2 separate regions of the Homo sapiens genome follow, and region 2 is linked to region 1. Evidence: chromatin loops called from intact Hi-C (ENCODE). Cell type or tissue: MCF 10A. All regions are shown on one strand. Each heading gives the region's core, and the rest is flanking DNA. Links, peaks and the distances in the headings are about the cores only.

Region 1 (9,455 bases), core at 129-4,128:
GATGACTATTTCCCCGAATGGGAAGGAGAGGGTAAGGGAGTCATGACATCGCATTAATATGCCAAAGAAGCAAAAAGTACTGTGCTATTTTATGCCCTTTCAGCTTTGAGGACCTCTGTTGGAATAAGCCTAATTTAATAAATGAGAAAGTAGCCTTAACAGATGCCATGTGTTTTGTTCCTTTTTGAGTGTAAGGAAAAGGCAACTGGCAAATGAGGATTATGTGACTTGAGTGACGTTTTCTATTTTGCCCCAGAGGCTTTTCTCCCTTTCATGTTTGTGTCAACCGCTATTCAAAGTGGAGAATTAGAATACCTGGGTAGGGAATGAGTGTATATACATCCACTTACAATTTCAACTGGAATTTTTTTAAAAAAATCATCTACCTTATGCTTGAGTAGTGATCCCTTAACTTTGTCCTGGTGTTATTAGTGACCCAATCACGACTTCAGATGACCCTTGGTAGTCTGTCTTCTTGAGTTCTACTGTACACATCTGAGAGACGGTTTAAATTCTGTACAATTGGCTAGTTGGAAAGAATACAAAAAATAAAACAAAATTTAAGTCACAATTTCAGGATAATTGTAATAAAATTTTAAATGGAAAATTTCTATATTGTATATATGCAACCTATATGACATCTAAAATTGCCTATCCGGTATAGTAACTTAATACGTTTCTTCCTCATTTGAATTTACAATTGCAAATGCCCTGTAAGAAAATCCTAATTACTGGAAATCAAGTATTTTACTAAGTTACTTATTTCAATAATAAAATTTTTTTAGTTCATTGACATACGGGAGACAAGTTGGCTCACTGACTGACTTACACAGCGTATCCGTTCCTAGATTTTCAATTTTTATACTAAAAATGTTGCCACTCATTTATTTACTGGATTAGGTACACCACTACAAAATCAAACAGCTCATCTTACTCTTTATAAAGGTTTTTTTGGGTCCATCATACAATTTGTGTCCTTTACTTAAAAAATTAGAAGACATAACCAAACAAATTATAGTAATTCACCCACAGTCCCATTACCCCAAGAAAACTGTGACTAGTTTTAATTATATCTTCCCCACGATTTTCAACTGAACACACATGAAAGTGCCTAATACGTTAAATATCTTAGCTCCTGGACTTCATACGACCTCACCCATACAGTTAGAATTAGGTACTACTGAGATCGATCTGCCTTCACCTTCTCCAGCCCAGTAGCGAATAAACAATGTAAGTTTCAGAAATAAGCAAAAGAACTTTGCAGTAAAAGAGCCATGGTCCACAGGCCACACATCTCCCTGCAACTCAACTTCGGACCCAAACGCTCGCGCCTCCACACTTTCAGGAATAAATCCTACTCTTCCGCCCAAAACGGATCGACCAGGCTCGATCTCCCAACCAGACCCGCGTGGCCCCTGCGGCTGCAACGGGTAGCACTTGACGGCCGTCCGCACTTCCTCCTTTGTCTTTCCCTTATTCCTTACGTTTCTCCCTTGCTCACTCTTCCCTCCTTACCCTATCGGGGCTGCAGACCCACGGAGGCCACGTTCACTCCTGCCCGTCGGCCTTGGCAAGCGCGGGCCCCTTGTCGCGCAGAGCGGAGGGTCCTGGGAGATCCTGGGTTGGCCCAGCCACACCTTGCGCCGCCGCCGTTTCTGCTGGACACCAGGAGAAAACCACGGCAGCTGCAGCCACCAACTTCCCCTACATAGCCCCACGGGATCGGATCCCACTCCCCACTCACCGCCAGACCGGAAGCAGGAAGGCGGAAGTCGCGGCCTTTGCGTCCCGCCCACAGGCGACCCGAGCCGCCAGCCGGGCGTGAGTAAGTCTAGGGCCCAGTTTCCGGCTGCGCCATTGCTGTGTGGGTCTTGGGACCTCGAGTTGGAGGACGCGGGAGGGTGGGGGCGGGGGCAGGGCAGCGCTGAGATTTCCGGGGAGCGGCAGGTGAGGCCGCGCGGGGCGGGTGACGGCACCCGGGCGGGCTCCTTTCCAGGCTGGAGCCCGAGACTGCCACGTCCTGCGGGGACCAAGTGGTGGGCGAGGAGGCGTGGAGCGGCTTCAGGACTCGAGGAGCGGTTCCGAAGCAGCTAGGGACTTTTGCCTTTGCCCCCCGAGGTCGATCGGAAGACAACCCCCATCCCCTGCTGTAGCGGGACAGTTGGAGGGTCATGGGTGGGTGAAGTGTTTGGCTGAGGGAAACTCAGACCAAAGAGCAGCGGCAAGAAAGCAGTTGGGTCCCCACAAAACGCCCGAAGTCAAGGTGAGGGTCACACAACGACTCTTGACGATTCCGGCGAGTTCATCCTGGTGCACATCCCACTCCATGCCTCTCTCTTCTGGTTGGACAATAGTTACATCCTTACGAAAAGGAGGCAAGCTACTGGGCCTTGGTGGATCCACTCAACCTTGTTACCAAGGGACATGCCGCCATGCTATGTGAAAAGGGGGGTTTTGTTGTTTGTTTTTAATTTAAGTATCTAATTCGTTTCACGAAAGAATGATCAATACCGGCCCAGAGTAAACTTGATAAGTAATTAAACTGTCAGGGCATAGAGTTCCCATAGAGGTGCTTGTTCTTTCAATACACAAATAAAGGGATGCAAAAGTCAACATGCAGAAAGGGTGAGTTAATATTGTCTTCTAATCTACAGGAACTGAAAGATTAGCTAATCTGGTTTGGTTGGTGACCAAATTTTGTGATTGCTTGCACTGTTTGACTACCTCTGACAAATGTTGCAAGACCTCTTCACTGATTCTCCAAAGACTATAGAATGTTCTCTTTCAGGAGCAAGCTGCGACATGTTTAACTAGTTTAGGTAAAACAACAATAACTGTTATTTACCAGGGAACAGGCTTTTGGCAGATAATCTAACGATCTACGATACTGTTCGTTGGGCATATGTTAATGTTTGTAATGTTGTATTACCAGCAGTTGTTTTCTTACTCCTTTTTATTTGAAAACCTGGATGATAGTTTCAAAGCCTATGCTGCTTAGGCCTAGCCTGTACCTTAGTAGCCAGAAAAAGTAGACTCAGTCACTGGATTGTGTGCACTGAATACTTACTTGAGATAACTGATTTTTCTAAAACTTCCCCAAGTCTTGAATCCAAGATGTGGGCAGAATGTATTATTTTAACATCCTTCGTTCCAGAGGCCAATGCGTGTTTTATTTTAATCATGATAGGTGGTTTTCCCAGTTACTGCCTCCGGATACTTGCAGTGCTGCATCCCTAGTTAAAAGCCCAGAAGTCTTGGGCAGGAAGGAAGGGCATATAAAGAGAAAGCCTTTGTAGTTCTTTAGCTGTAATCTAGACCAGGGGTCCCCAACGACGGACTGGTACCTGGTTTGCAGCCTGTTAGGAACGGGGCCGCACAGCAGGAGGTGAGCGATGGGTGAGTGAGCATTTCCGTCTAAGTTCCGCCTCCTGTCAGATCAGCAGCATCATTAGATTCTCATGGTGCGAACCGTAATGTGAACTGCATGTGCGAGGGATCTAGGTTGTGCGCTCCTTATGATAATCTAATGCCTGATGATCTGAGGTGGAACAGCTTCATCCTGAAAGCATCCCCCATCCCCGTCCATGGAAAAATTGTTTTCCACGAAACCAGTCCTGGATGCCATTAAGGTTGGAGACTGCTGATCTAGACCATGCCTTTACAATCTAAGTTTGCTCATCTAGCTTCAAGTTACAGGACAGTCTGCAAGACCAGGAACAGCATAGGGGTTGCCACAGTGGAGCTCCTTACTGCAGTCTGCATTGCCTTAACTAAAGGTGGTGTCAGGATTGATTCAAATACTGTGAACTACTTTCCATAAAGAGAAGTCTGAGCTCGTGAACTGAGATTCACAGTTGTGGTACAGTAATGTTATGTATACTCTGATAAATCACTCTGAGTGTGTTTCCACTTAGATATGTGGAAAGCATACTAGGCAATCTCCAATGCCCTTTCAGCTTTAAAATCTGTAAATTGGACTGGATTTGGTCATTTTTCTTAAATAAATAGCATAGTAAGGTATTTGATAGAAACATTATTGCAAGTTTTCTTAAGGTCTTTTTTTTTTTTTTTTTTTTTAATTTTGAGACGGAGTCTCTGTCACCAGGGCTGGAGTGCAGTGCTGCGATCTTGGCTCACTGCACCCTCCACCTCCCAGGTTCAAGCGATTCTCCTGCCTCAGCCTTCTGAGTACTTGGGACTACAGGCGGGCATCACCACGCCCAGCTAATTTTTGTATTTTTAGTATAGATGGGGTTTCACCATTTGGCCAGGATGGTCTCGATTTCTTGACCTCGTGATCCACCCGCCTCGGCCTCCCAAAGTGCTGGGATTACAGGCGTGAGCCACCACCGCGCCTGGCCTTTTTTTTTTTTTTTTTTTTTAAACACGGTCTTGCTCTGGCCCAGCTGGAATGCAGTGGTGCGATCATAGCCCACTGCCTCTTCGAACTCCTGGGCTCAAGGGATCCTCACTCCTCACCTTCTGAATAGCTGGGACTACAGCCACAAGCCACCATGCCCAGCTTAGCATACTCATTATTTTTTAAACCTATGACCAGTGTTAATTTTCTGCTTAATGTATTCAGTTCTAAGTCAAGCCCAACTAGAGAGAATGAGTTTCAGTGATTTTTTTTTTTTTTTTTTTTGAGACAGGGTCTCACTAAGTCACCCACGCTGGGGTGCAGTGGGTCCATCACTGCTCACTGCAGCCTTGACTGCCTGGGCTCAAGCGATCCTCCCACCTCAGCCTCTAGAGTAGCTGGGACTACAGATGCATGCCACTATGCCCAACTAATTTTTAAAAATTTTTTTCTAGAGGCAGGGTTTCACTCTGTTGCCCAGGCTGGTCCCAAACTCCTTGCCTGAAGTGATCCTCCTGCCTTTGTCTTTCAAAGTGCTGGCACTACAGGTGTGAGCCACTGTTCCAGGACAAGATCTTATTTCTTTGTTTGAAAAGATCCTTAATCAGGTTTTTATTCTCTCAAATGTCTGTCAGAATACGAATTTAGAATAACAAGGAAATAAGGTCTGCTTTATTTACTTTTAAGAAATAAAATATTATTCATGTAAGTTTAGCCAAACTAACTAAACCTGATGCTGTTAATGAAATAGGGCCTGCCTTTGCATAAGATAATTCCTGTGTAGTATATCACACCACCAGCCTCTTCAGCACTAGTGTACTCTATTGCAATTATATTTTATAAGTAGAGCCTTATAAAATTCTTTTGTCTATTGAGAATGGAAGTCCTGTGGCAGTCCCATGCCATTTTTTTTCTTAAAAAGTATTTTTCCCTTGATTGGTGCAAAATTATATCTCATTCTAACCCATGTCAAAGTTGTAAGTAGTGAAACCAGAATAAGATTCAGATAATATTAAGATAATAATATAGTTTAATAATAACAATTGAGTGTGTCTAAAAGACTTTGAGAGTTCTCTTACCTGCATCTTACTTTGATGGAATTGGTTTCTTCCCTAAATTTTATTTTGTGAGGTTTTTTACTTCCATTGAAACATAATGCAAAACATTTCTTAATAGGCACATTTATGTAATATTTATTTATTTTTATTTATTTATTTATTTTGAGGCAGAGTCTCGCTCTCTTGCCCAGGCTAGAGTGCAGTAGTGCGATCTCAGCTCACTGCAGCCTCCACCTCCCAGGTTCAAGTGATTCTCCTGCCTCAGCCTCCCGAGTAGTTGGGACTACAGGCGTGCACCATCATGCCCAGCTAATTTTTGTATTTTTTGTAGGGATGGGTTTTTACCATATTGGACAGGCTGGTCTCAAACTCCTGATGTCGGGTGATTTGCCCGCCTCAGCCTCCCAAAGTGCTGGGATTACAGGCCTGAGCCACTGTGCCCAGGCAGTGATTTTTTTTTTTTTAGCATAATCAGATTTTAGTGATATTTGAAAGTTTATACAGAAGAATAATTTTTTTTAAAGCTACTTATTGTGGCCAGGCACATTGGCTCATGCCTGTAATCCCAGCCCTTTGTGAAGCAGAAGCAGGTGGATCACCTGAGGTCAGGAGTTCGAGACCAGCCTGATGAACTTGGTGAAACCCGTCTCCACTAAAATTAAAAAATTAGCTGGGCGTGGTGGCACATGCCTGTAATCCCAGCTACTTGGCAGGCTGAGGCAGGAGAATTGTTTGAACCCAGGAGGTGGAGGTTGCAGCAAACAGAGATCATGCCATTGCACTCCTGCCTAGGCAACAAGAGCGAAACTCCATCTCAAAAAAAAAAAAAAGCTACTTATTCCAGCTCTTTGGGAGGCCGAGGCTGGTGGATCACCTGAGGTCAGGAGTTCGAGATCAGCCTGACCAACATGGAGAAACCCCGTCTCTACTGAAAATACAAAATTAGCCAGGCATGGTGGCGCATGCCTGTAATCTCAGCTGCCCGGGAGGCTGAGGCAGGAGAATTGCTTGAACCCAGGAGGCAGAGGTTGCCGTGAGCCGAGATCGCGCCACCGCACTCCAGCCTGGCAGCCTGGGCAACAAGAGCAAAACTCCATCTCAAAAAAAAAAAAAAAGTTACTTATTGAGTACTTAGTATGTACCAGGTGCTGGGCTAGGTGCTTCACACTTATTATCACTAATCCTGAAACTAAACAACACCACAGGATTGTATTTTTATACTAATTTTACAGATAGGGAACCAGAGACTTTAAAAATAAAGCAGGAATTTTAAGTATATCTGGCCAAAATCTCTGCTCTTTTTTAATCGAAAAACAAAACCATTGTAGAATCAAAAAACATGCTTTCATTCTATGAAATCAGCGTTTTTTGTCTTTCATTTTTCTTGACAAAAAATGCTGATTTTATAATATGAAAGTATGTTTTTTGATTCTATAATTGTTAACAGATAATAACTAAAATCCCCCCAAACTTCAAAATTGCCTATTGCCCAGGTGGTGGCAGCATGTCTCAGAGAGCCAATGTGCTGGGGAAGGTTTTCTCCAACCTTGCCAGTTGATCGGCTTCTTCATCCCACATACATGACATTATAAACCTCTCAATTCTCTGTTGGGCTCTTTCACTGCTATTAGACCAACCCATCGGTGGTTCATGGTCCCATTAGCCTCATCTTCTGAATGGGTCATACTCTGCCTGTTTCAGCCTATTTTCCCTGCAAAGTGTGACCAAATTGTTTTCTGGAAAACTCATTTAGGCCTATCCTATAAGTTGTTTCAGTTAGTATTTTTCCAACCATTATTAAATGTTGTTTGGCAGAAACACCTCCTAAACTGTTAGTTAATATTATTAAGAAATGCTTGTTTAAATTAGAAGGCATGCGTCTCAAACTTTGGAATACACCAATTAAAGGAGATAATGAAAAGCTTATAAAAGATAGAGGCCGGGTGCGGTGGCTCACGCCTGTAATCCCAGCACTTTGGGAGGCTAAGGTGGGTGGATCAAGAGGTCAGGAGATCGAGACCATCCTGGCTAACATGGTGAAACCCCGTCTCTACTAAAAATACAAAAAAATTAGCCGGGCGTGGACTAAAAACACAAAAAATTAGCCAGGCGTGGTGGTGGGTGCCTGTAGTCCCAGCTACTCAGGAGGCTGAGGCAGGAGAATCACTTGAACCCGGGAGGCGGAGCTTGCAGTGAGCCGAGATCGCGCCACTGCACTTCAGCCTGGGTGACAGGGTGAGACTCCGTCTCAAAAAAAAAAAAAAAAAGGATAGAATTAGTCTTCAAAATAAGAACAATAAAATTCAATAGGGAGCAGTACAAGGTTATATAATTTGGAAGGAATGCATATAAATATATAGCAGATTACTCGTTAAACTTTCATTAGCCAAAAATTGCTTAAAACGTTCTTTTCATATGTTTGCAGGGCTACTGCCTTCCTAGAGGTTTCAAATGAAGTGCTACCTATTACAAAAGGCTTCTCCACCCCCATAACATTTTTTTTCTCCACAGCTTTTACCTCAATCTGATACCTTGTTTACTGGTTCACTGTCTATTTTTTCCACTAGAATGTAAGCTATATGAGGTCGGTTACCCCAATACCTAGAACATTGTTTTAAATAATTGATTTCACGATGTAGCATTGTTGCTTACAAATAAAACTGAGAATGTTTGAAGGAATTATGAAATAATTTAAATCCTGGATATTTGTGAAGCTCATAGTAAAGTGCCAAACTGTTGAAGTATGTTTTGAAAGTGGTGAGATACCCTAGTAGGAAGAGGTCTAAAAGATTAGTAAGATGTTTTGGGAAAGGTTAAAATAATTGTAGTTATCGTGTTAATGAGAGAAGACTAGTTACTTAATGATTTCCAACTTCGTAAAAGTATTTACAGGAAAGTCGTGATTCATCATTTTCATTGATAAAAAGAATTAGTCCTAGGCCGTAGGTGCTACGATTTAAGATAAGAGCAAGCTAGACTAGAGATCTAAATAGAGATCTTTGAAAATGGGATAAGAGTGTATACGCAGACTAGATGCCCTCACTAGATACTTTCCAGCCTGTGATTCCAAACGCAGATTGTGGGAGAAAGATTAGATAGCAGGTGCTTCTGTTGTTGATAATTCCTTGCTACCCATGGCCATTGCCATTTTAAAACCAATTCAGTGTGTTTTTTGAGCGTAGTCAATATAGGTGATTATATATTGCTGTTTTGGGTAGTTTATATTTGTTGACATAATACTGAAAATTGGATGTGTGCTTTTTTAACTCCAAGACTTCATATTTACAATGCTTAATCTCCAGAATGCCACCATACATGTACATGCTGCAAACTAATTCCCTGTAGTTAGCAGCCATCCTTTTGGAGGAGTAAAATGTCCAGTAAATCTGAAGCCTTGGGTTGTAGTCCTGCTAAAATCGTAAGAGACCCTAAACTTTCTGGCTGAAACTAGAGGATCAAATATTAGGCCTGTCCCTATATGATTTTTAGCTATGTCAAGTAACTTTTTATTTCTGTACTGGGTTCTCCTAGCCATTAAATTAGAATTGCTATCCCATTGGGAAGACTAATTCACGTTTAAGAAGCCTTCAGTGTAAAAGCTTTGTATTGCAAAAGCAGCCCCTAGCACGATTGCCTTCACCAAGTAGCATTTTAATTTAGACCTTCTACCTTCACCTAAGCTAACTGCTTAAAGTAACCATGCAAAAATTTTTAACTGCATTTGCAATATGATGTTGTCAAGGGTATTGTCCTCTGTGTCATATTGTGCCCTTTTACTTTTTTATTTTTTAATTTTATTAGAGATGGGGTCTTGCTGTGTTGCCAGGGCTGGTCTCAAACTCCTGGCCTCAAACAATCCTCCTGCCTCAGCCTCCCAAAGTGCTTGGATTACAGGCGTGAGCCACCACACCCAGCCTCAGTGTCCTTTATATAAAGTCCCATGTAAGATATATTAGTAAGTGATTCTTAGAATAGTTTCGGAAGCCACTTTTTGATAGTGAAAATTTTGTCAGGAAGCTCAAGCCAAATTTGAAATG
Region 2 (9,455 bases), core at 2,178-6,177, 140 kb after region 1:
CTTAGAAATATTGCCATTAACATTTTAATTGATATCCTTTCAGTCTTTTTTTCTATATGTGTGTATCACCTGGAACTATACATATATATTCATAAAATATAATCATATTGTCCATGCTATTTTAAAACTTTCTTCACTTAACAATATATTGTTTATATTTTTCCACATCATTAAAGTTTCTTCTACAGTCTACAGCACGATTTTAATGATGGCTTGTTTTCCCATCATCTATGTGGCCAACCTTTTATGCTGCACATTTTGGCTGTTCCCAGTTTCCCCTTTGTAGTATTGACAGGCTTTTGGAGAATAATGAAACGCTGAAATGTTTGGCTTGGTTTCCCTCTTGGGTAGAGTCTGCTGCTCAGTCTTTTCTTCTGCCTCTTTGTATCCTTTAGCTTTTGGGTGGAGGCCCAGAGAGCTCCACAAGGGGTGATGTGTGTTTAAGAAACTCAGCTAAAGGAAACAAACTGATTGCAAAGAACTCTGAACCTAGGGTGTTGGGGGAAATGCTGAGCATTGTAATTGGCCTAATGCTGCTCCTGTGAGAGATGCCATCTCCCTAGGCCTCCAAAGTTCTGGCAGGGATTTTAACTCTTCTCATCCAGCTGATGACAGACAAATATTCATCACTTCAACAGTTAGGTGCAACCCCCAAAATGTTTCCTCAAGTCCTTCCTCACTGCAAATGCCTACCAGCTCATCTCTGAAGATGGAAAAGCAAGCGTGGTGACATCTGCAAATCTGGACAGTGGGCTTTAGGATTCATCTGAAAAGAAAGGCTCTTGGACAGTGCTGGACCTTGCTCCCTGAGCCAGGCTGTGGGTCCAGTGGTGACTCAGGAAGGAATGCCACTGACAAGCCACAGGCATGCCAGAGAATTACTCAGCACAAGCCAACAAGTAACCTCATACGAGAATCAAACGCCAGCCAATCTGCGAACGCTTTGCGTAACAGCATATTTGGATTTGGGGCTTAGCTTTCAGGCTTGAGTTTCACGTTTGCCTGAGCATACTCCCAGCCTCCCAGGGCCCCTTCTGTGTGCCCTGCCTCTGATTGCAAGTGCAGAGAGCAGTTCTCCCAAGAGCCAGGGCTCAGCTCACCCCTGCAGGTAACGCAGACCTCTGCTAGGGATCAGCTGTCTATCATCTGGTGGCGCCCCTCTTTCCAGCCAGCGCTACATCTTCATATGCCTTTTCTTACCAACAGGTCAGCAATGTGGGTGACAGATACTTCTTTTTGCTGTTGGAACACTTCATATTCATCTCTGGTATTGTCATGGCCTTTGACATACCTTACCAACAAGAGAGGTTTGTTGACTGATGACAGCAGGTATAACAAAATCTAACTAGTGACAGTTGTAAGAATTGGCAAAGTATTACTGCATCAACAGGTATGTGGACTGTCTAAGAGCCTCAGAAAGGACAAAGAAAGAAGCTTACAGATTCCGATGCCCCTTACTACTGTATCTGGCCTTTCTCCTGCCGGTATAGTGAGAGTTGACAGTTTGATGGATTTAATTTAGGATCTATGTTAGGATGAGATGCACTCTGTTTTCCTAAACAAATTTGCTGCAGAATGGCAGCCACAGTCTAGGGCCTCCTTGAGCTTGAGGCTAAATGACCTGATGGCCCACCCACTTCATCTATACTGCCTTTAATATGTCAGCATTTCCTCAAGGCCTGGGTTTCGTGCACTCAGGGTGATATTGAACATGAAGTTTTCAAACAGCAATACCTTGGGTAACAGACAAGGGCTAGTTAATGATCTCATTCATAATTCATCCCGTGAAGGAACCATTTACACTCAAACTCCAAGCAGGAAGAAAATATTCCCATTAGGTAGGGCTTTTTAAATGCCTCTGCCTTTGCCACAGTGCTGAGAGAGAACTGTGGTCTTCAGTAGTAAGGGCATATGGCTGCAAACAGAGTGCCCAGGTTAGAGACACCAAGAGCTGCAGCATCACTCAGTAATAGCTATTTCAGAGGGATGTAAAGCCTTCCCTGGGAAAAAGTTGAATAGGACTCAGTGCCTAAACACAGCACTTTCAAAAAGAAATGAATCTCTAATTAAACATCCTGAAGACAGAAGCTGACATGTCATTGCAGAGCTAATAATAAGACCTCATGAAATGTTCAAAAGTTCTCCAGAGTAAGTGTGAACAATTACATTTCCCTCTCTCCATCAGTGAAGGGTTACCACCAGTTCTTTAAGAAAGAGAAAATGAAGGTTAGTATCTGAAAGTATTATATAATGTGCTTATTACTATGCGTGGGTTGAGATATTCTCCAAAAAAAAGTTCCTTTTCCTTCCAGAATTAAAAAGAACCCCTCTAACTTTTGTTAACTGTAGATAGAATCTTTTCTTTTTTTTTTAAGGAAGAATCCTTACTGCATGTCTAAAACTCGTGGCTGAGAAAAAGTAGAGGATGTCCAGCCTAAGGAGCTATCAGCATTTTTTTGTAGCACTCGATATAGCTGCAAGCCAAGGTCCTCACGAAAGTGAAAGTTTTCATTCAAAGTTAAAAACATACTACTTGCATTTTACAAGCTCAAGAGTAAAGCACAATAATTATCAGTGCTTTATTGGTAGTTCCAAGCCTCCAAAAATGTCAGTAAGTTGAATCTACACTATCTTTGTACAAGAACATAAAACATAGCCTCGTGATAAAAATTAAAGGAAAGGATAAATTTGGTGAATTCCCTGCATAGTTCATAATAGAGATTAGTCAACCCAAGTTACAAAGATAATTTTTGAGATGAGGTATCACTCTGTTGCCCAGGCTGGAGGGCAGTGGTGCCATCATAGCTCACTGCATCCTGGCACTCCTGGGCTCAAGGGATCCTTCCTACTCTGTCTCCCGAGTAGCTGGGATTACAGGAAAGAGCCACCTTATCCGTTTGATTTTTTAAAAAAGAAATTTTTGTAGACACAGGTCTTGCTATGCTGCCCAAGCTGATCTCAAACTCCTGGACTCAAACAAGCCCCCAAGTTACAAAGACAATTTTTAAAGGTTTAAGAGGTTTGCTTCAAAGAGCTATTTCTTTTCTTTTCTTTCTTTCTTTTCAGAGACAGGATCTCACTCTGTCACCCAGGCAGGAGTGCAGTTGGTTCGATCATAGCTCCCTGAAGCTTTGAACTCCTGGGCTCAAAGGATCCTTCCGCTTCAGCCTCCCAAGTGGCTGGGACACTAAGCACACACCATCACACTCGGCTACTTAAAAAACATTTTTTTTTAGAGACAAGGGTCTCACTATGTTGCCCAAGTTGGTCTCCAACTCCTGGGCTCAAGCAATCCTCCTGCCTCAGCCTCTCCAGTAGGTGGAATTACAGGCATGAGCCACCACACTGGCTAAAGAGCTATTTCTTTTATATAAATTATATGAAGATTGCTAAAAGGTTTTAAGTCACACTACATGTAAAAACCCCTTAGGCTCAAACTCACCAGGAGGATCGTGGAGCTTGGAGCTAAATAAAGCCCAGGTGCTTTGCCCTCTGCTGCTGACTTCGGGTGCTGGCTGGGAAGGATCTATTTCCAGGAGGGACCCAGCAGAACCTCGGCGTCCCACGGCCCTAATAGGCAAATATGAGCCGGCCTCCGCCCCTTAAGGATGGAGCTGCTTAGCTTCGCCACTGCTGCCTGGAGTTCCTTGTCTGAGATAGGCAGGGCGTGGTGCCCCAGGTCATCTCCCAGGCATGCTTGCCCCACGAGCAGCGCTGTGAGGGTGTACTCAAGGCAATCCAAGTTTCAACGTCATACCATTGTCTTTAACAAAACCCTGCAAACATGTAGTGACCGAGGCATGATGCATCCTGCCTCTTGCTCTGCTATTTATCTGCTTTTCTTTTTTTAACTTTAACTTGTTCTCCTCCTATTTATTGGGCAATCACCTAGATTCTAGGAAACAAATATATTTAATTTTTCTAATCTAAAGGTTAATAAGGACTCTATCTTCTCTAGTCAGAGCCACAGGATGAACTTTCTCAACCCATCCTCTTTAAGGAAAAGAAGTTGTTGGCTGAGTCACGTGAGTGTCTGTTTACACACGTCTTATAACAGCATACAGGGTACATACACAGAGCAGCACACCTCCCCACCAGGAAGGCTGTGCTCCATATTCATGTGTCAAGTGATGTAAAGGTTGCCATGGTTATAATCTCTGTTTAGTCAATAGTGTGTGTGGGGGGGGGGGCGGGGAATCACCCCAATGGGCGTATTGCAATTTAGAGGAATCCCTGGGTACTTTTAAAGTATTGAATCACAATTTACATTTTAAAAAGTGTTGTCAATGACAGCATATTGGTTGCCATTTCTTGAAAACTCTTCTTTGTAGGAGGACCTTATGTATGCCAAGAACATCGTTTTTGCCTCCTTAGGTGAAACTTTATTTCCCACATTTAGGATTCATTAGGATTATCTAAGGTAAGTGGCAAGAGGGGAGAAGGATGAAAATCATGAGGGTGAATGTGGGAAAGGGATGAGGGAAGGTGAGCTTAATTATTTCAAAGATAATAATGAGTGAGGCTCCCAACCCCTGAAATTTGGGAGGCCAAGGTGGGAGGATTGTTTGAGTCCAGGAGTCTGAGATCAGCTTGGGCAACATAGCGAGACCTGCGTCTACAAAAATTTCTTTTTAAAAATATCAAACAGGCATGGTGGCTCTTTCCTGTAATCCCAGCTACTCAAGAGACAGAGTAGGAAGGATCCCTTGAGTCCAGAAGTTCAAGGCTGCAGTGAGCTATGATGGCAGTACTGCCCTCCAGCTGGGGAAACAGAGTGATACCTTGTCTCAAAAAAAAAAAAAAAAAAAAAAAGGAATAAAAATAAAAGTGTCAGTAATTCTTACTCTTCTTCTTGGTCTGCCACCTTCTTGCCTTGGTGACTTTTGGATCCCCCATCCCTCTGTTTTCTCATCTGTAAAATTGGAAGGATAACAGGGAGTTGCAGGGTCTACTGGGTTGCTCATAGGCATTTAGAGCACTCGCTGGCATACAGTGAGCACTCTTTAAATGCACCCAATCTTATTCATATTCTAGTCAATACACAAAGAATCTGCTGTGCTTTTGGATAGAGAGAAATGCTTCATAACAACACCATCACACATTATTGAAAAGATTTTGGTGTGATTAGGGCCGACTGACATCCAAACTTCCCTCCCACCTTTCTGGTCATATCTCCTCCTTTTCCCACACTCAGTATCTTTCCTTTATCTACTCTAAGCAGTAACATGATAAGTTATATAAATTATATGAAGATCATTAAAAGGTTTTAAAGTCACACTACATGTATGACTTCGTATTTGAAAAAGGCTCAAAACAGTAAGTGAAAAAAGTGACAGTTGGTGGAATTTTAGAAGTTGAGGGTGGAAGGTGTTTCCAAAACCCCTCAAATCACACACCCTAGATGTGGCTGCTTCCTGGATCCACTAGTGAAGCTGACTCTGGCAGGGAGTCACTTGCATTTTTCACTAACTGAGGTCCTGCTCTCTCAAATTTCACAATCTAAGGGAGAGAATCTTGATCCAGAGTGATAACAAAACAAGTAATGCAAGCTCAGCGATGTGGGATAACTCCCCTGTCCCTGGTATTAGCATGGAGGTGCTGGCCACCCTCTGGTGGAACAAGACCCATTCTTTGGCTTCAGGAACTTCACAGCTTAGTGGAAGGGACAAAACACATCAGATAGTGATAAGAAAATGTGTATGAGTAAAAGGAAGAGATAGGTATGTTGACAGAAGACAGCCTGAGGAGTTTAGAGAATAGAAACATTTCTCAAGAACTTGAAAGCGAAAGAGTCTCTTGAAAGGGTTTGTTGCACACTGCCTGAAGGCTGAGGTATGGACTGGAAAGTGACTTAGTCCAGCCCCTTCTAGCTGGGTGAGTAACTGAACACTCCAGCGTGCGGATCTTCACTGGAGAGAAATGGGAGCATGATTCATCTCTTTGACATCATCTTTAGATTTTTGGTTTAACTTTTCCTTTCCACATCAGACGCCCCTGTTGTTGGGTGGTCTGCCATGCCACTTCCTCCAAGTCCCAGCTACTTTACTCTAGGTAGAGGGCTGAGGGTAATGGATCTTATTTCAAAAGGAGAGGGGAAATTGAAACCAGAACAGCTTTGTGATGAACTGTAGGGGAATCCTTTTTTCTCTAGCAAAGGTTTCCCAAGGCTGGTGTCTCCAGCTTGGAGCTTGATCGTGTGTGGTGTGTGTGTGTGTGTGTGTGTGTGCATGTGTGTGTGTGTGTGTGTGTTTGTATTTGGTGAGAGTTAACCATTCAAAATGGAAATCCTTTCATAATTTGATCTAGTTATGCAAACACAGCCCATTGATGTTAACAAATAGAGACCAGATGCAAATAACCCACTCGGGCATAACATGGAATAACTAGCAGAAGTTAAAGCAAACCGTCTCCTCCCCACTGCCCTATTACCTCATAAGAATTCCTTCCATTTGGAAATAAGCAAGAGGAAAAGAAAAAAAATGGGACTATTAAGATGTCTCAGTCTTAAAATGATAGCAATAATAGAGTAGCCTGGATCACACAAGATTGCCGTGTAAACAACTGAAGAATTTCAGAATTATGTGGAATTAGACATGCATCCCTAAAAAAGGTTAGGTGCTCATGAATGTGCATAACACAAGGAAAAATTAATTACAACAGGAAAACAACTCCAAATGGAAGTCTGCAATTCAATGATTCATAGCCAGGGTGTTCAGAAGAAAACTTGGTTCTCTACAACTCATTGAATAGGGTGTCACTGGATATGGTAAAATTTTATGACATTCCCTGGGGCTCTGAGTGTTTTAACTGTTCTGCATAGACAGCCAAGCCATTACAGGGTGAGGCCTAACACAGGGAATCCTAGAATGGTAATGGTATTGCCATTTTCTGTAGAAAACAAGGTTTTAGTTGAATAAAAAGAGGTAGTTGATATAAATAAGCTCACAGGAAGTCTCCAAACCTTTGAGGTGACTACCATTGCTGCCACTTTTCCCAGAATGCCATTGCTTTATGAATGGCTTTTTGACCAAGAGGCTAAAGAACTCTTGACTTGTGTAGATTTTCTACTTTTTGAATAATGCTTAATTTTTAAAGCTTGTGTGTGTGTGTGTGTGTGTGTGTGTGTGTGTGTGTGTGTGTGTGTGTATGGCAGGCTCTAGGACTTGTGGGCCCAGGGAAAATTCATAGGTGGCTGAGAATAAAAAGAAGAGTTAAGTTTGAAAAAAGAGATAGCAACACTTCAGTTTAGGAAAATCAGACTCTGGAAAAGCATTTGGGTGAAATCTTCCCGATTTAGTTGTAGGACAGAATTAGACACAAACCAGGAAATCTCCAGAAGGTGCTCAGGAGATGCTGATAGAACGAAACCCTGAAGCTCCTTCTGTGAGGTTCTCCAGCACTTCAATATTATTAGCAGGAAATTCTTCCGAAAGTCAACACCAAATTCCTTCTGCAGCGATTTTAGCACATTCTCTCCCTTCCGACTCTAAAGAGAAACAGGAAAGATGCTGATATTGCTGTTCTCACATTTCTATTAAACTTGCCCTCAATCTTCCATTTTGTGAACTAAATAATTTTTTAAGCTTTTCCCTCAAAAAGGTAATTTCACAAACATTTTCATGTGCCAGTCTTGAGTCACAAAGGTTTAGAAATAACTTACTTATTACCATACAGACAGAGCTATACTGAGATAAATACTGTGCTTAGTTCATAAAGGGGCTGCTTCGTGTTGAAATTCCTGCATCCTGGGCAGCCACTGCCAGCACTGTAGGTTTCTTTCTGTGGTCTCCCTTGAGCCTGAATGAAGGTGATGGCTGATGAGCCAGACTAATAAAATGTACCCTTGCACTGATTAAACATCCATTTTCTTGGGGAGATGGCTGACAAGAGCAGGAGAAAGCTGTGAGGAAGCTTGTAGCAATTTCACAAATCTACCCCTAGCAGTGAGCTTTATCTGAGTGCTTAGAGCCACTCTGAGCAAAACAATGGGTGTTGAAAATGGACCAGGGAGAAAATTAAGAAATGACAAGCTTGTTTTCTTAAAGTAAGAGGAAAGCTTCTCTTGTTAGGTTTTTCTAGAGTGTTCTCATGAAGGGAAACAGAACGTTTCACTTTAACAAGATGCATCGTCTAACCATGAGGCACAGGGAAACAGGGCAAGCAGGTTGCAAGCAGGCAGGGTGAGCTCCAGTTATCTGCTTGAGGGCTTTGATCTCAGTTGCAATGGACAAGGCAGAAGCAGGAGCCGGGAACCTTCTAGGAGGGAAGAGAAAGAAGAATTGAGCACCGCAACATAGTGACCGCCTTAAAATCCTCAAGCCACCTGTGAATGATGGTGTAGGTGCTGATGGGGGTGAGGGAGTCCCCAGGATAGAGGTGGTAAGTGGAGAGAGTTGTTGTTCTTGTTTTTAAAAGGTAACACAAAAGACTTTGACTAGGGCTGTGCTGTTTACAGTAGCCACTAGCCACATGTAGCTACTGGGCACTTAAAATGTGCTGTATTTGTAAAAACACACACCAAAATTCAAAGACATATTTTTAAAAAGTAAAATATATTATTAATCCTTTTTTTACTATATGTTAAAATGATAATACTTTGGGTTGATTGGGTTAAATAAAATACACGACTAAAATGAATGCTATAACATGGATGAACTTTGAAAACATTGTGCTAAGGGAAAGAAGCCAGACACAAAAGGCTACCCATTGCATGATTCCATTTATATGAAATGGCCAATAGGCAAATCCGTAGAGACAAAAGGTAGATTAGTGGTTGCCTAGGGCTGGGGAGATTTGGAGGGAAATGGAAAGTGGGTGCAATGGTATGGGGTTTCTTTATGGGGTGAAAAAAAATTCTAATATTGATCATGAGGCCATGCCTGTAATCCTAGCACTTTGGGAGGCCAAAATGGGAAGATCAGTTGAGGCCAGGAGTTCGAGACCAGCCTGGCCAACATAGTGAGAAACTATCTCTACAAAATAGAAAAAGTTAGCAGGGCATGGTGGTGCGCACCTGTGTTCCCACCTACTTGGGAAGCTGAGGTGAGAGGATGGCTTGAGTCTAGGAGTTCAAGGCTGCAGTGAGCTATGATCACACTACTGCACTCCAACCTGAACAGAGCAAGACCCTGACACCAAAAAAAAGAAAAAAAAATTGACTGTGGTGTGATTGTAGAACTCTATGAACACAGACTGGGCACGGTGGCTCATGCCTGTAATCCCAACATTTTGGGAGGCTGAGGTGGGCGGATCACTTGAGGTCAAGAGTTAGAGACCAGCCTGGCCAAAATGGCAAAACCCCGTCTCTACTAAAAATACAAAAAATTAGCCAGTCGTGGTGGGACGTGCCTGTAGTCCCAGCTACTCGGGAGGCTGAGGCAGGAGAATCACTTGAACCCAGGAGGTGGAGGTTGCAGTGAGCCGAGATCACGCCACTGCACCCCAGCCTGGGTGAC

Evidence for each region. Hi-C counts contacts between places; a loop is a spot of excess contacts. Peaks named below come from ENCODE experiments on the same cell type or tissue, not always from the same donor. Only the 100,000 strongest peaks of a DNase experiment are listed, where the experiment ranks them.
Region 2: a loop joins it to region 1, with 5 times the contacts of the local background. A loop is called at or near these places in 14 of 110 quality-filtered maps.

Annotation. Positions count from the first base shown.
Region 1 is chr5:61,160,702-61,170,156 of GRCh38, forward strand. It overlaps SMIM15 (small integral membrane protein 15), which reads right to left and starts at 1,767. Exons shown (of 3, transcript NM_001048249.4): 1 at 1,516-1,767; 2 at 387-526. SMIM15-AS1 (SMIM15 antisense RNA 1) reads left to right here and starts at 1,615. Exons shown (of 4, transcript NR_109908.1): 1 at 1,615-1,825. RefSeq lists enhancers at 934-1,830, 1,316-1,395, 1,466-1,725, 2,256-2,355, 2,396-2,455 and a silencer at 1,906-2,015. In MCF 10A, for the core only: no CTCF peak of the experiment used is centred there; DNase peaks (open chromatin) are centred at 1,500 and 1,830.
Region 2 is chr5:61,301,072-61,310,526 of GRCh38, forward strand. It overlaps LOC105378993 (a long non-coding RNA gene), which reads right to left and starts at 8,420. Exons shown (of 3, transcript XR_948365.2): 1 at 8,136-8,420; 2 at 7,323-7,486; 3 at 4,845-4,912. In MCF 10A, for the core only: no CTCF peak of the experiment used is centred there; DNase peaks (open chromatin) are centred at 3,730 and 5,870.